2 separate regions of the Mus musculus genome follow, and region 2 is linked to region 1. The links are chromatin loops, found by intact Hi-C in ENCODE. Cell type or tissue: left cerebral cortex. All regions are shown on one strand. Each heading gives the region's core, and the rest is flanking DNA. Links, peaks and the distances in the headings are about the cores only. Region 1 has its middle 16 kb from the start of Tfap2a. Region 2 has its middle 32 kb from the start of 5033403F01Rik.

What was found. Peaks named below come from ENCODE experiments on the same cell type or tissue, not always from the same donor. Only the 100,000 strongest peaks of a DNase experiment are listed, where the experiment ranks them.
Region 2: it touches region 1 in a loop (5-fold over the local background); 11 of 42 quality-filtered maps call a loop at or near these places.

The regions. Positions count from the first base shown.
Region 1 is chr13:40,745,192-40,754,073 of GRCm38, forward strand. No RefSeq gene overlaps it. Among named protein-coding and RNA genes, the nearest start is that of Tfap2a, 16 kb to the left of the region's middle. In left cerebral cortex, for the core only: CTCF peaks have their summits at 4,047 (motif pointing left) and 7,622 (motif pointing left); a DNase peak (open chromatin) is centred at 4,041.
Region 2 is chr13:38,988,496-38,997,377 of GRCm38, forward strand. No RefSeq gene overlaps it. Among named protein-coding and RNA genes, the nearest start is that of 5033403F01Rik, 32 kb to the left of the region's middle. In left cerebral cortex, for the core only: a CTCF peak has its summit at 4,183 (motif pointing right); a DNase peak (open chromatin) is centred at 4,202.

The DNA.
Region 1 (8,882 bases), core at 571-8,570:
AATTTTAGAAAGCTGAGACACTTGCTTTTCATCTTATGTCTCTTTAAGGGGTCTTTCTGCTGCTGATGGCGCTAGATCGGGGGGACCCCTGGACCCCATTGTTCTTCCAGCACAAAACCCCACTGTCATTAAAACCAAATTTCTATATTTTAGTCTCTGAGTTCCTCCCTCCCTCTGCCTTCCTCCCCCTCTTCCTGTTGTCTTCTCTTTCTTTTATTTTCTAAACAGGGTCTTACTATGTAGCCCGGGCTGGCCTCACACCCATTGCAGTCTGTCTGCCTGTATGTATGTATGTATGTATGTATGTATGTATGTATGTATGTATGCATGCATTTTGGTTTTTGAGACAGGGCTTCTCTGTGTATCCTTGGCTGTCCTAGAACTTGTTCTGTAGACCAGGCTGGCCTCACACCCAAAAATCAGCCAGTCTCTGCCTAGTCCTGAGATCAAATGCAAGGGCCACCACTGCCCGATTATCTATCTATCGATCTATCTATCTATCCATCCATCCATCTACTTTCTTCTTTCTTCGTTTTTGTTTTGTTTTGTTGTTGGAGGTAGAGTCTCTCTATACAGCTCTGGTTGTCCTGGAACTCCCTTAGTAGAGCAAGTTGGCCTCCAAATCACAGAGAGCTGCCTGCCTCTGCTTTCTAGGTGCTGGGATTAAACACTGGGCCACCAACACCTTGCTGGATAATTTCTTCATATCAGAGCCTTGTTTATTTTCTCAAACGTGGCTTAAAGGACAGCTCTCGGTGCTTGTAGGTATGTTGGGCTTTGTAAAACTAATATTTATGGACAATCCCAAAATGACAAGCCAGATGGTTCTGCGTTTCAGATATAGCTGGTTCTTCAGGGTCTGGGGAGTTTTGCTTCTGTGTGTTTTTAAAAAACATTTATCCCGGGCTGGAGAGATGGCTCAGTGGTTAAGAGCACTGGCTATTCTTTCAGAGGTCCTGAGTTCAATTCCCAGCAACCATATGGTGACTCACAACCACCTGCAATGGGGATTTGATGCCCTCTTCTGGTGTGTCTGAAGACAGCTACAGTGTACTCATATACTTAAAATAAGTAAATAATTCTTTTAAAAAAAATTGATCCCCCCCCCCAATAAAACAGTATTTGATACTTTCTTGGCACCCTAGAGAGACCTTCAACAGCATTGTGCTTTTCTCTATCTTTATTTCAACGTGCTGAGTTTTATTCAGGTTTTTAATTGGCAATTTAACAAAGCCACTGAGGTGAGAGATGTCTGGAGGATGTTCGACAGAGCGTTCTGACATCACCTGTCCCCAAACTTAAACCTTCAGGTTTTGAAGCTCCCAATGTACATTGCATAACCTTTTTAATTAGAAGATTTCAGCCAGGAGGCTGGGAATGTGAGAATTTCATCATTTTCCTTTGAAGAGTGGTGCTCAGAAGAAGGGAAGGGACTGCTTCCCCTCCCCGACCCCAGAGTGATTGAAAACAAATACACAAACCTGACAATTTATACACACTTTCTGACTTGGAGAATTGCTATGTAAAATACGCAAATTATAGGATACTCCGATAATTGTGGTCTTCACCCTAAATAGTTTATTTCTAATTATGAAAAACTGGTTTTCATTTGCCTCAGGAACTTTTAAAGGCAAAGCTGTCTATGACCCTCAGTAGAACAAGGATTTTACAGCAGCATTTGGCTGTTTCAGGCTTCTATTTTAATTTTTTGAAAAATTAAATTCGAATGAAGCTCATACGTTTAATAAAGAAAGAACATGTACTTAAAACAGTCTCCTCTTTTTATTAGAATATCCAAGCAATGATTATTACCATACGAAATAAGTGTGTGCATGTAAAAAAAATACCCAGTTTAAGCATTCCAATTTCATTCAAATATTTAATACAAAAAAAAAAAAAATCCTACGATTTCAAGCATTACTTTTAACATATATAAGTGTTCTTTAACTCTACTACTAGAAACAAGTGGGCATCCTACGGCTTTGGCAACTCCCAGTGTGTTGAAACGCCAGCATGCAATAGGGAAAATTTGACTTGTGGTGTTTGAGGTTAAACAGTGGCTTGGCTCAAGACTCCCAAAGAGACAGAATTCAGTACATTTTCCATAATTTTACCCTGAGGAAGGAGTCATCAGAACTAGACGTTGAGAGCATTAAGGCTTTTATGATAATGCCCCTTGTAAAAATGTGAAGTATGAGTATACTGAGCCCTCTACAAACCTATATGCTGACTCCAGTTCACTCCCATACAGTTATCTGAGAACTACTGAGACTATTAGTAAAAGAGGTAATTGAATGTCCAGACTGGTGGCCGGTCCTCTCTATACACATTTCCTAAGGAGTTAATACATTAGTGTGTATCTTGGATTAAAGATCTGATAAGATTTTTTTTTTTAAACTAATAAATGTAAACTGAGAGGACAGAATGATCAGTGATGTTAGGTAACCATTGCCTATCTTGGTCAGGAAGTGTAAAGAACTCCAAAGTTAATAAAAGGCTCTTTAATGTTGTGTGTGTGTGTGTGTGTGTGTGTGTGTGTGAGAGGCAGAAAGAGAGAGAGAGAGAGAGAGAGAGAGAGAGAGAGAGAGAGAGAATGTGTCCCAGCAAGGAGCTCAACCTCTACTGAAAAGAAAACCAGAAAATGAATGTTACCTAATTAGGCAGACCTATGCCTGCCCGTGTCTTTAATGTGCTGCAAAGAGTCTGGACACTGTGGGGCTGGAGAGTTAGGAACACTAGATGAGGCCACATGTATATCTTTGATCCCAGCACTCAGGAGGCATAGGCAGGCAGATCTCTGAGTTCGAGGCCAGCCTCGTCTACAGAGTGAGCTCCAGGACAACCAGGGCTATACAGAGAAACCCTGTCTCAAAAAACAAAAACAAACAAACAAAAAAACAAAAACAAAAAACAAAACAAAACAAAAAAAAAACACGTGATGCTCTTGCAGAGGACTCAGGTTCCTAGCACTCAGATGGCAGCTCACAATCACCTGTAACTCCACTTTCGGGGTATCTGATGCCCTCCACTGGCCTCCAAGAGCACCAGGCATACACATGGATGCACAGACATTTATGCAGGCACAGACATTCAGAAGTGCAAAAGACTCACATACACAAAGAATAAAAATAAATGTGTGTTTTTTTTTTTTTAAGAGTCTGGACAGAGAACTAATATCTTGTGACAATAAAGTTTCCCTTTCAATGTTGTCAGTGTGTTCCATGCCACCCACTCCAGTCTGCCCAGTCCTCACCCTGGTCCCTTTCCTGCACGCAATCCTACAGTCGTAAGTCTTCTGGGTAACTGGAGCTACAGACGCACACAGCTGTATTAGGCTATTTGTCCCGCCTGTCAGAACCAAGCAGATATAGTAGGAAGGCAGCTGAAAATCCAGTAATCACAATTTGACTGAGACGTACTAGGGATGAATAAGAAACAACAAGAAGAAATGAAATCATTAAATGAGCAAGTGTTTAAAAATTTTTTTTACCAAAAATCCATACGACAAAAATGTGTTAGGACAGTAGCAAAAAGAAATCTTCCCCAAGTTTCGTGATTCTTAAATCTTCACACCATACCGAAGCTCACAATTTCTGTAAGGATGCAATTGAATGTTAGCATTCAAAAGGGGGGCAGGCTTCTGTTTTTAACATTTAGTTATTTACTTTTTTTATTGTGTGCATGTGCTCATTTGTAAAGGTCGGAGGAGAGCTTGCAGAAATCCTGCTTCCCCTTCTATCGTGTAGGCCTCAGGGACTGAATTCAGGTCATCGGGGCTTGGTAGCAATCACCCTGACCTACTGTACTAGCCCGTGGTTCCTATTTCTAAGGCGTGCTTTACACCACTTCTTAGCAGAGGTACATTTAGAAACTGATTGAGCCGTGGCGAAGGACATATCTTCTAAAGTCCTCAACCTCTTGTTGAGACGGACAAACAACAATTAATCTCAGGGCCATCAAATAAACAACCCCAAGACAAACCTCCAATAACTCCTTTCCCTAACGTCTTGAACTTCTGTTGGCCAACGAACTAAATATTTTTCCTAAACCTTTGCTGCCCTCGTGTGTCCCTTCAGAAAACTGACGGATAAAACTAAAGCCTGGTCTTGGACTTCGGGCAGGAGGCGGGCTGGGGGGGGGGGGGGGGCGGAAGGCGGGGCTGTTCCGCACTTTAGGTCCCGTAAACACAGTCAAAGAAACCTGGTAAAGGAGCCATGGTCAGGAAGAAGGACCAGAGAAAGAATGTGGAAATGAGGAGGGAGGGTCTGACTTTTGCCACGGGCTTCTGGGATAATCCTGTCCTGCCTCAATTCCTTTGTCCCAAATTCTTCCAACTTGAAACCAGTAGCAACTGGTAGGAGGAACAGGGAGATCTGCTCTGAGGTCTCATCTAGCTCTTAGACTCAGTCATTCTCCTGGAGGGTAATAAAAAAGGAGTTTGGGAAAACCCAGTTACCCGTCTCTAGCCAAGCCATCAACTTAAAGGTCAGTGTGCCAAAAGCTTGTGAATGCCCTTCCTGTTTCTTCATCGGAATCCATGACCTCCGCTTTCTGTCATCTTGGCAAACCTGCTCCAGTTGTCCGAATAGCTCTGACGAGAACGACTTCGGTTCTGTAAATGGCCAACCATTGTGCTCTGTCCCACAGTAACTTAAAAATAAAAACGGCCTTCTGTGGCTACAGGAGGAGTGAGGAGGAAGTTACTGTCGCTCCCCATTCCTCTCAGGGTTTGTTTTGTTATGAAGTAGCCAAGTGTATAAAGAGGAGATAGGAAAGGAACCTCCTTTGCCCAAAGGGATGGATCTTGGCTTAAGCGTCACACATTTGGGCAAGTGAGATGGTTCTTTGGATAAAGGCTCATGCAGCCAAGCCCAGCCACTGGATCCTGATCCCGGGGATCCACATGGTGGAGGCAGAGGCAGGCAGATTTCTGAGTTCGAGGCTAGCCTGGTCTACAAAGTGAGTTCCAGGACAGCCAGGACTATACAGAGAAAGAAACCCTGTCTCAAAAACAAAAAACAAACAAACAAAAAAAGACAGACTCCAGCGAGCTGTCCGTCCTTGAAGCTCCACACTGTGCGGAGCTGGAGGCAGCACCTCTGGAGAGCTCTTAGGACAACTCTGTGGGATTTGTCCTCTCTTTCCACCTTGGGAGTTCAAGAGATCCCCACCAGGCATGGCAGAAAGCATGGTTACCCACAAAGTCATCATTCCTGCCCCTGACAAGATAAAAAAAGATTCTCACACTTACTGGTTCACATCCTTGTCTACAGGAATTCGGATGCTTCTGGGAAATCCATAAACACACTGAGAGATGGCTCACTGATAAAGAGGAGCACACTGCTCTTCCGCAGCAACTGAGTTTGGATCCCAATCCCTATGTCAGGAGGCTTACAGCTGCTTGCAGCTCCAGCTCCTGGGAATTCAATGCATCTGACCTCAGCAGGCACCAGCATTCACGTGCACATAGATCCCCCTCCCCATTTATGTAATTAAAAGAATAAAATAAATCTTTAAATTAGAGAAAAAATGACTAAGGCCAGGGAGAGTATGCAAAGATTCAAGTTTAATTGCTTTAGAGATTGGCAAATTTTTGAAAACTCCATGGTTTATGGCTAGGCCCAGAGAGTGGCACTATTAGGAGGTGTGGCCTTGTGGGAGTAGGTGTGTCAATATGGCTTTAAGACCCTCATTCTAATTGCCTGGAAGTCCGTATTCTGCTAGCAGCCTTCAGATGAAGATGTAGAACTCTCAGCTCCTCCTGCACCATGCCTGCCTGGATGCCACCATGATCCCATCTTGATAACGGACTGAACCTCTGAACCTGTCAGCCAGCCCCAATTACATGCTGTCCATATAAGAGTTGCCTTGGTCATGGTGTCTGTTCACAGCAGTAAAACCTTAACTAAGATACTGGGTCATAAATCCGGTTATGTACAACTTGAAAGGAGGGATGGAGAGGGAGGCAAGGTCTTATGTGTGCCAGGCAGGCCTCAGACTTACTAAGAAGCCAAGAATGATCTTGAACTCCTCATCTTCCCTTTTCCACATTTTAAATCCTACGATTACAAGGCATCCAACACCACATCTGTTTTGGAGCAGTACCTGCCATCCCACGGTTTCCCGTGGTGCCAGGATCGAGCTCATGGCTTCATACACTCTAGACAAGCACTTAACCAGCCGAGCTGGATCTCCACCTCAATATATGCAATTATTAAAGTTATTTTGATTTCCATTTTCTATGTGATTATTATCAACTATTACAGTTATTATAGTTTTTTGTTGTTTTTGTGTTGTTTTGTTTTTGCAACAGGGTCTTAGAAATAGCTCAGACTGGCTCAACTCCTACAGTCCTCCTGCTTCAGCCACCTGAGTGTGCTAGTGTGAGTTACCATGCCCAGACTACATGTGATTATTAGTGATAAAAGCTTAATTGACATTTGGCTTGAGTATATAAATTATTGAGTTTTTACTGTCATTTCAAGACTCTCTGATTGTTCTTAAAACATAACTTTTCATCAGTATGTTTGAAATTCCTGCATTCAAACTTATTTTTTTCTATCTTTAGCTTCTTCTCATTGGTATTATGCGTGTGTGTGTGTGTGTGTGTGTGTGTGTGTGTGTGTGCGTGTGTGTGTATGTGTTCGGGTGTGGGCACATGTAGGGCTGTGGGTGTGGGGGAATAAAGGGAGTGGGAGAGGAGTGCTGCACACTTTCCACGCTGCCCTGGGTGGGTGTCTGGCTGTGTGAAGCCACAGAACCCAGCCCAATTGGGGGTGGACAGGGGGCAGTCCAAGGTCTCTGGGTCTCATGTAGGCCACAGATAACAGGTTCTCAGTCTCAGGCATCCCAGACGTTGCTGGACACCACAGAAGCGCTGAGGACAAAATGGGGTCCCCAGGGGTGACTTGGTCATCCCCAGGGACGAAGGAAGAAGAGGGCAGGGAGAGAGGGGGCACTGGGTGGTTCCCACGCTGGCGAAAGTCCTTGGTCTGGTCCGTGGCTGGAGCGCAGGAAGGTCTTCAGGCAGGAACTTAGATGTGGATCTTTAGGGGAAAGCCAATCCCATCGTTCAAGTATGGCGGGCCTTGATGAGCAGAGATGGTCTATGGTTTTAGAGCTTTATTGTAGAAAGGCAGGGAGAAAGAGAGAAGGTCAAAGAAAGAGAGAGGCTGGCCATGGCCACATGAAGAGAGGGGGGAAGGGAGAGAGAGAGAAGGAGGACTAGAGATGAGAGTAAGAAAAGTGAAAGCTGGGGCTGGAGAAATGGCTCAGCGGTTAAGAATACTGACTGCTCTTCCGAAGGTCCTGAGTTCAATTTCCAGCAACCACATGGTGGCTTACAACTATCCTTAACAAGATCAGGTCTCCTCTTCTGGAGTGTCTGAAGACAGCTATAGTGTACTTACATATAATAAATCTTTTTAAAAAAAAAAAGTGAGAGCTTAAAGAGAGCAAGGAGGGGGCTGGAGAGATGGCTCAGCGGTTAAGAGCACTGACTGCTCTTCCAGAGGTCATGAGTTCGGTTTCCAGCAACCACATGGTGGCTCACAGCCATCTGTAATAGAATCTGATGCCCTCTTCTGGTGTGTCTGAAAACAGCTACAGTATACTCATATAAATGTAATAAATAAATCTTTAAAAATGTGGCTATATAGGCCGGAGAGATGGTTCAGTGGTTAAGAGCACTAGACTGCTCTCCCAAAGGTCCTGAGTTCAAATCCCAGCAACCACATGGTGGCTCACAGCCATCCATAATGAGATCTGATACCCTCTTCTGGTGTGTCTGAAGACAGCTACAGTGTACTTATATATAATAAATAAATAAATAAATAAATAAATAAATAAATAAATAAATAAAATCTTTAAAAAAAAGAGAGAGAGCAAGGAGGGGCCAAACAGCTCCTTTTTTTAAGGTTTTTTTTGTTTTGTTTTGTTTTGTTTTGTTTTTTGTTTTTTTTTTTAGGTTTTTTTAGGTTTTTTTGAGACAGGGTTTCTCCGTTCAGCCCTGGCTGTCCTGGATCTCACACTGTAGACCAGGCTGGCCTCGAATTCAGAAATCCGCCTGCCTCTGCCTCCCAAGTCAAGCGGTTCCTTTTTACTGTGGAGAGGAGCATAGCTGGCTATTGTCAGGTAACTTTTGGGGGCGGAGTCTAGCCAGAATGCCAGGGACTTGGGGCTTTGTCTGTGTGACTGATAGTCACAGAATTATGGAGTTGGGGGCTCTGTGGTGGCAGGCACCTGTCTCTAGGAATGTGGCTCACTGTTCAGTCCCTTGTAGAGTTTTCTACTTGGTCTCCAGAGCAAGCCTCACTCAACCAAAACAGGCTGCCTTTCACAGCCCCAAGGCACATGACACAAATGTGAAGGTAATGATAGGATCGCCTTAGCTGTTGGTCCTCAGTTTCGAGTTTCTATCCAATTTGACATTAGGTTTTTCTTGTTTGTAGATACTTGAAATTTACTGGCCAGCCAGCCTCACCAAAATGAGTTCCATATTCAGGTAGAGAGCCTGAATATGTGGCTCAAAAATAAGACAAAGAGGGATTGAAGAAGACATCCAGTGTCAAACTCTGACTTTTATACACACCCACACAAACATATACATATACCACACACACACACTCAAAAACATCAATATCAATATATAAATGATATGTCTCTGATTATAGGATTCCCAATCATGGTCATATTTACGAAACCTACCTCATGTATCATCCACCAGTAGCAGATAGTGTAGACATTGGCCTCCTATGCCTTACCAGACAAGGTACCAATTGATCACATTCGCAGTTGCCCACAGAAACCTGACTCAAGTCACCTATATTCTTTCTTTTAAGATTTATTTATTTATTATATATAAGTACACTGTAGCTGTCTTC
Region 2 (8,882 bases), core at 190-8,189, 1.8 Mb before region 1:
GTACCCCATTTTTTTATTATGTATGTATATTGGATGGATCACAGGGCCCCCAATGGAGGAGCTAGAGAAAGTACCCAAGGAGCTAAAGGGATCTGCAACCCTGTAGGTAGAACAACATTATGAACTAACCAGTACCCCGGAGCTCTTGACTCTAGCTGCATATGTATCAAAAGATGGCCTAGTCGGCCATCACTGGAAAGAGAGGCCCACTGGACAAGCAAATTTTATGTGCCCCAGTACAGGGGAACGCCAGAGCCAAAAAAATGGGAATGGGTGGGTAGGGGAGTTGGGGGCGGGGGAGGGTGTGGGAGACTTTTGGGATAGCAATGAACTTCTTTTAAGACATAGAAATTCAACTTGATCAGGCCAAGGCAAGCAAACAGACAACCAAACTCCCTAGCCACTGCGAGGTGAGCAGCCACTTTCAGCCAGCATTTGTCCCCTGTGCACTGTGCTGCACAGGTCTAAAGCAGCAGGGACTCGTGAGAGAGGGCACGGGCCTCTGAATTGTGAGCTAGACCATACCCTCTCTCCTTAGTGGCTAACTGGTCACATTACATCCTCAGTCAGGAAGCAGAGCATGAACAGGAAGTGAGGGCAGACTCTACAACTTCCAGATCTTTCTCCCCTTCATATTCAAGCCACAGCAGTGTCTGCCTCTAATCTGAGGAGCGACAACACTTCACAAGGTCCGTCCCTCTTTAAGGTCAAGCCCCAAGTTCCTGGTCCCTACACTTTGTTCTCCCATCCTCCAGCTGGCCAAGTTCCTGGTCCCTACAATCTGCTCTCCCATCCTCCAGCTGGCTTGTACATTGGCTGGTAGGCTTCAGGGAAGGCCACACTCTGCCCAGCAGTGTTTCGGCTACTCCTCTCCACGTGGACAGTCATAATGGCCAGTGGTCTGTTGCTGCAGCCCAGCGACCGACCGGGGCATCATGGGAAGATGGAGTGCATCCATTTTTGGAATGCATTCTATGACTAAGATCATATTCCAGCTGTTTTCTATTCCTGTGCAAATGTGGGGCGTTTAAATTGTTTGTTTTTTTCTTTTCTTCAATGATTTAAAATTTCATTTCTTGCCCTTCCTTCTTTGATTCTTATCACCCAGGATGCTTTGATCTTCAGCCCTTTTCCCTCTCCAAAGTCTTGTACCTGCTGACACCCCTCCCTCCATACCACATAAAAGCCTGTAGGAAGTATAATGTAAAACTCCTCTCTCTTCACCCAGCATATTCTAGCTGAGTTTATGGATTCAGCTGTTTTGGAACCCTGCCACAATATGGCAGCTAAAGTGATAGAACACCTGAGTAAAGCAGTGTGAGTGAATGGATTGTTTAGTGAAGAGAGCCAGTATAGCTACCAGGCCAAAAACGATGGCGCCCAGTTCTTGTTGGAGGTGAGTTAACAAGATGAGTTCCTTTGGTCTCTTCCTCTGCCATCTCTAGACAATGACATTCATCCTTATTCGCTCTACATCATCGTTATAGGATAGTTTCTGCGTCTCTGGATGTGGTAATTTCATTCCAGGCAAAGGAGAGGTAAGTGATGAGCTATCCCTTGGTGTACATGTATGCTAGTGTCATCTCTTAGAGGGTAAGGTGTGTTTTATTCCTGAAAGCAAGGGGAAGAGGAAAAAATACAAGGAGGGAGAAGGAGGGAGAAAGTTAAGGTGGAAGAAGTAGAAGCCAAAAGACCATTATGGTGGTTGCTCAGCTGGCATTTTAAAGTTGACAATTCTTCAACTTTAATGTGTACATAGGTCATGTTATCATAGAGATCATGAATTAGTAAGTCTAAAGTAGTCTATAAACAGTTCTATGTGATGATAATGGTGCTGGGTATTGGACCACTTTGAGTCTGCTAAGGAGTTTTTAAAAAATTCAGTGTGGGATGTGTGTGTGTGTCTATCTCTGTGTGTCTGTGTATCTGTGTATCTGTCTATCTGTGTGTCTTTGCACGTGACGATCTGTGTGTGTGTGTATGTCTGTGTCTGTGTGTCTGTGTGTGTCTCTGTGTGATGGTATGCATACAGATGTCAGAAGATAGCTTACAGGAAACTATTCTCTGCTTCCACCGGGGATGCTAGGGAGCTCGGGACTGAACTCACGCTATTCAAATCACAGGGCAAGTGCTTTACCCAGTGAGCCATCTAAGCATCCCTAGTTCACTGAAAACTGAACTTCTTCCCAACACAAACTGAGCTATACAAAACATCTCAGTGTGGTTTTCAAACCTCTCAGTGGTCAATACAACGTCTTACTTCACGTAGGTTTTGCCTTCTAAAGGCCTGCGGGGTTCAAACTGATTTCCTTATAACTTATTGACTTACAGAGGTGATTGTACTTCACCCTGCTTCATTGGAAACCACTAGCATGTCTTTCCTTCCGTGTGCCCATCCAATGTCCCTACATAGTCACCTTCTGCATGGTGTCCCTCTGATCTAGTCGCTACTCTGGTCAGGGTGTCTCCAAGAGTCCATGAGAGACTCCATGTTCACAGCATTTTATTTCTCCTGTAGGCTCTCACTGCAAAGTGGTCAGCCTATGTTAGATGAAAGGCATGCACACCACCACTTGTTCCTTCTTTGGTGGATTTCATCTTGTGCCTTCATGGTTCAAGGGAACCTCACATGGGCCATACCACAGAGGTCAGATTATTCTCTACGAAGGGCTATTTCCCTGTCTCTGATCAGGACAGATACTCTGATTTGATTTCAATGCTTAAGTCGGACAGGAAAACATTGCCCACCCCGGTACCCCAACCTCAAAAATGGTTCTAATATATCCTTTGCTCATGGGAAGTAAAGAGCAAATATGTATCATATTTCATCTCAGGGTGGGGACACATGACTCTCTCCAAGGGAACCCCTCAGGTCCCAGCAGACCTCACTTCTTGGATGCTTTAGACATTTATTATTCACATGTCCAAGCTCCAATTAGCAAGCTCTGGTGGTGAATGTACTGCTGTGTTTTACAGAATGAAAATGGTTGGGACTGAGCTAGGAGTGGCTGAGTGAGCCCAGCCTTGTACAACCCTGGGTGTGCCTTCCACTACTGAGCACAGTGGGTCGAGACAGAGATGGTGATGTCCCTCCATTTTACCCACCCCCTCTCATCTAATGGCAACTTGGTTTGGCTTAATTTGCCTGAACGTCTTTAGAAAAAAACAAGCAGGCTCATGTTATTTGGAGAACTTACAACAAATTTAGAAGAGGCCACACTGCCCTGTATGTACTTGATTTCTTTTTTGTGTATAGTTGACCCTGGCGCTTATCCATTCTATTGATTTTGAATCACTCACTTTCTCTGACTCCTTGGGAACCTTCTATTCAATGTCTAAAAATTAATATGGAACAGAAGGATTCAGTTTAGTTGTTCTTTTCTTTCAGATATTCCTCAGTCAACAAATATTTCATAATTCTTATCAGTATTTCAAAACAAACACACACCTCTAGAAACATAGGTTTAGCAGAATTTATTATCCTAAACTTTATTCCTTTGAATGAGATAGAGTACTTTTTACCTGTAAAGATTCTTGTTGTGCCTGCAGACTTATGATAATATAAATTAGGCAAAGATCGTTGGATGAGAGTTTTTATTTTCTTTTTTATAAAAGTCTCTTTCCTCTTGATATTGTGAGAATATAATTTTGAATTCTCAGTTTTTGAGCCCTGTGGACAAATATAGACAGACAATGAGGAGATTGAAACTCTTTAAATTACCCCAATTAAGTGAAATGTTTTGAGCCTCTGCACATAATGACTCCTTCACCGTTCTTGCAGGACCACGAGGAGGAATTGACTCCATTTAGACCTTGAAATAAAAAATCTGTATAGCTTTTATCTGTATAATTTCTTATTCTTCTCTGTAGAGCCACCAATGCCTAGTCGACTCTGTATGAATAATCTTAGTTGACAATCAAAATACGTTAGTCCCCAGTGACCCCAGAGCAACGAAGTCCACCTTTTCTCATCTGAAGGCCATTTGGCAAACAGAAGGGAAATCTCATTTCTATGTTTTGGAGGCTCTTTCCAGTGAGAATTGTCCTAGGAGAAGATTCCTGGATCTTAGACCCATGCCTTCTTTATTTTGCTGAGAGAATGTATAGTAAATTTTCATTGTTTCAGACCTGACTTCAAATGCTGTCCTGCTCAAACTAGTAAGCTCAAAATTCTCTCCACCTTTGGCCAGAAGGGGGAAGCAGCCGACTGCATCTGAGACTTGGTGCAGGGTTTCCAGCAAAAACTTGGCACCTCAGATTAATTAGGATTCACCAAGTTAACGGTTGAAGCACTACACAGCAATCCCACGTCACTTTGTAAGACTATACGTGTGGCAGTCAGATATGTGGCATATTGTTCGTTTACCCTTTGAAATGATGTGGTTTCTCTCAGGCTCTGGCTGTGTGAAACTCAATGCTGATGGCCTCTGCCTTGAATTGGAGCTTTACTGGTGGATCTGGGGATCAACAAGAAAGCAACCACAAAGCCAGCCATGTTGTTCTGACTGGTTATGTTTGCTTTGACATGAGGAAACGGTTTTTAATTAATTGGTGGCTACATCCGAGCCTATAGCAACATACACTGCTCTATTTTGACCTCAATATGTACTTAAACTAAAAGTATATGCTACATTGCTTTACCTCTCTCAGAATGTAGTGACTCTCTCTATAGCTCTCCTATTATCTGTTCTAATGGATTTAGCAATACTTAAGGTTTGCAAAAAAAAACTATTTTCCCCTCAACAAATTTGTGTTTCAAAGGCCAAGTGAAGTTGAACACTGGAGACTTTTTTTTCCCCTGGGAAATTCTATTGAAAGAGGGGGAAAAAACAAAACAAAACAAAACAAAACAAAAAAAACAGTGTCTGCTATTAAGCATATAGGTCGGTGTATCATTAGATTGATAATGTGCCATTTTTATTTTGAGTGCTGCTAGATCTATTTAACTATTGTGACTGTCTTATGATGTTTCTGTCCTATGATGAAACACCACAGTCAAAAGGCATGCTGGGGAGTAAAGGGTTTCTTTGGCTTACTTGCCCACATTGTCTTTTACCACCACAGAAGGTCAGGACAGGAGTTCAAGCAGGGCTGGGACCTGGAGACAGGAGCTGATGCAGAGGTCATGGAGGGGTGCTGCTAACTGGCTTCCTTTCTCTGATTTGCTGCTTTCTTATAGAACCCAGGATCATCAGCCCAGGGATAGCACCATGCCAATGGGCTGGGCCCTCCCTCAGTGATCACTACCTGAGAAAATGCCTTACACGTGGATCTGATGGAGGCATTTCCTCAACTGAGGCTCTTTCCTCTCTGATGACTCTGGCTTGTGTCAAGTTGACACGAAGCCAACCAGTAATGTATGATAGTCCTTCCAGGGTCCAAAAGATGCTCTATGGTCACCCAGCCTTTATAGAAGCAGGGTTGTTAGTTGTTCTTGGTTCTAGTTACAGATCTAGTTTTAACAGAGCAATGTAAATCCTGGTTTTCAAATATAATCTTTAATCCTTAAATATATTCAGCTTTTAAAAGTTTTTTTCTTGATTTCACTAAATTCTTACATGAAACATATAACATGTAGCCAAAGAAAGCTAACAATATCATTAGCTCAAAATCTATATCCAAGTGAATAAAGAGTCTTTGGCAAATTAAAGATGGTCAGGAGTTCTTTGAGATTACTCTCCACAAAAATAAAAAAATAAAAAAAAATAAAATAAGGGACATGTATTCTCTTTCCTGGAATTTATATGGGTTCTTAGGTGCCCTTGACACATACTATATGTTAAAAGTGGTACTGGACTGGCTTTCTATTTATGGCCTTCAGATTTTGAAAACTCTTGCTTGTTGCCTCCTGGAGCATTGACTCCTGGACTCGAGCTGCCATGCGGTGAACGAGCCCCATGTGAAGTGTGGGGAGGACCAGATGGAGAAATGAAAGGTCCTAACCGAGCAGCAATTTCGATGATTTCCTACATGACTGTCATGGGAGCAATCCTTTTCAGAAGTGTTTTTACTTTCTCAGGCCAGCTCCTTTCATCTTCTGGGACTACTAGAGATAGGTTGCGCTTGTTAATCCTTGCTCAAATTGCTGAAATGAGCCAGATATTGGTGGTGTGTGATAAAGCTTTTTTTGGGGAGATGCAATGCACGTGACTACTCATACCAGTTAGGGAACTTATGACAGATGAAAGAGCAGATACCATCAAAGATATTGGGGTTACTTACACGAATTTGGGTGAGGGTTTATTTAGAGGAACAGAAATTAGCCCAAAGACTACCCCAGCATGGGCATCAGCTTACAAAGCTGGAAACCTGGAGCAGGCTGCACAGCCTGCAGGTACCTCAACAGATTGGAGAGTGTCCTTTTCAGGTGGCTGAGTTGATCTAAATCTCTTCAAGGTAGCTGGTCTGGTCTCAGAGTCTTCTTTGCAACTCAGCTTGACTGAATCTTCTTGGCTGCTCAGTTTCCTTTTCTGAGGGGAACTCTTAACTTTTATTGCTTGCTTTGGCAGGGAGGGGTCTAGTGAATCTGTTCAGTTTCAGGGACTTCCTGAAGCTAACTTGAATTGCTTATCTTCCGGCCTATGGAGCTTCTTGCAGGATCAAATATTTCAATCTCAAAGGAGTTTTTTTTTTTTTAATATAATAAATGTACTTTTGATTCTAGCCTTAAAGTTTTGGGAGAGTTTGATATACAACATTACACACTGAATATAATTATTCAACAAAAACACAATTTTATTTCAAAGATGCTGCTTTAAGACATGTGACATTAATCTGATGGGTCTTCACATGCCTCTGCCAGCCCAGGAGGAAAATAAAAAACGAGTGTTAGGGAAGGGAGATGGCGCTGATGAGATTTAAGCCTCGTCTTGCACACGTCAGACTTGCAGTGTTAATTGCTTTATTGCCATTGAACAGAACCAGTATGTTTAGAATTTGTACCCTATACCAAGCATGAGATTGTGTCATGCCATCATTTATGTGTGAGATCAGCAACACTTTATGTGGACAAAAGGCTTGGAAGGCATTTTAGGAACACTAATGAACAACAACAAAACCTCCTTATTTATTGTATAATAGTGTTCAGAGCTTGTTCTCAATGACTTGAATTGGCAGAGAACAGGTATAGGGAAGAGTGTCGAGAGCTGAGCAGTATTTTTCTGTTGTTCACTGAAAGGGCCTTCAGACTGAGCTAGAAGACCCGGGAATCTGGTTCTTTTAGAAGGCACATTCTCACATGCACATGGACATACTTATAAAATAACTCTTTGAGAGCACAAAGATAATGTATTCTATGGCTTTAACAGGCCTCAGAATCGCCTGAGGGCCTATCCAAATTCAGAGTGCAGAACTGAAGAGATGGCTCAGTGGATACGATCACTTTCAGGAGACCTGGCGTCAGTTCCCAGCACCCACGTCAGGTGGCTCACTACCATCTATACCTCAAGTTCCAGTGTCCCCTCTTCTGGCCTGAGGGGGCACTGCATCCATTTGGTAGACACATCCACCAATCAGGGGTGTGCCCATATAAAAAAATGAACAAAAGTCTTCAAAATAAAAACTGCATAGGTTCAATCCTGTAGATTATGAAATATATAATAGGAATTTACATTTCCAACAAATTGTCAGGTAACGCTAATGTACACCAAGAGCTACTGTGTTAAAAAGAAATAAGGCACAACAAATGTTAGGTGCAGTGTATGACATTTAGAATTTGAAGATTAAAGTTAGGCATGATGGCGTGTGTCTGGACTTGCAATTACTTGGGAAGCTCAAGCCAAAGGGTCATCAAAGCCTAGAAGTTTGGACCAAACTGCTACACACACACACACACACACACACACACACACACACACACACACACACACAGTGGTGGGAGGAGGTTTGCATCACTAATATGTGTGTTTAGTGAGACATCACTCACACCTCACTAAATCAGAGAAGCCCTTTTTTTCATTTTGTGAAGAATAACACACAGACCCATAATCAGTCAACATACAGAGATGAAAGACCTCAGAGTACTTAGCCCTAAGGGTCATCTATGCCACATTTTATGCCTGGAAGGCTCAGGAATCACCGTGGGGGGTGGGGAGGGGAGAAAGGTTGTAAGAGCCAGAGATGGATGACTACAAGAAACTTTTCTGGAAGCAACAGGGCAGCTGCACACAAGAACTCATAGTGGTTGTGATGGGATGAATGCACAAGACCAGTACAAGCTCATGGTAGACAAAAATCCCAGCATAGGAGGGGGGAGGTGGACATGCAGTCCCATTTCTAGCTGGAAAGCTGGCAGTTGATAACTGCTGGGAGGAGAGTCAGTATTCTTTAAGGGTGAGCACTTGGTAGGTCAACCACTGGGTGTGTTCCCATTCCCAAGAGAATGGGCAGAGTACATATAGCCATTAATAGCTGCCAGGAGGAGTTTCAGTATTTTAAAGAGTGTGTACCTGGTAGGTCAACCATGCTCCAAGAGATGATTTCACACCTAGGAGTATATGGCAAGCACAAATTGGGTTTGAATAAAAATAGTACATAAGTTAGATGGCTAGGAAAGTGGGATAGAGTTTAAAGAAGTTAGGAAGAAGAAATGAATATGATCAAGATACATTGGATGAAACTATTAAAGAATTAATAAAACATTACTTAAATATAAATAGAAGATGAGTGATCACTGTTATCGAAAGTATCAGCTTCAGAATTTTTTGCACATATTTCAAAAGCAATCATTTATGGACTCCTGCGAGTCAGACACTAAGCTGGTTGAAGAGCAACCACCTCCTCATGAGATTCACGGGAGGTCTGCTTTAGGAGGAGACTCTGGGCTGTGCCGTGTTCTGATATGACACAGTAAGCTGGCTCAGTAGAAGCTGGAGATCATTTCC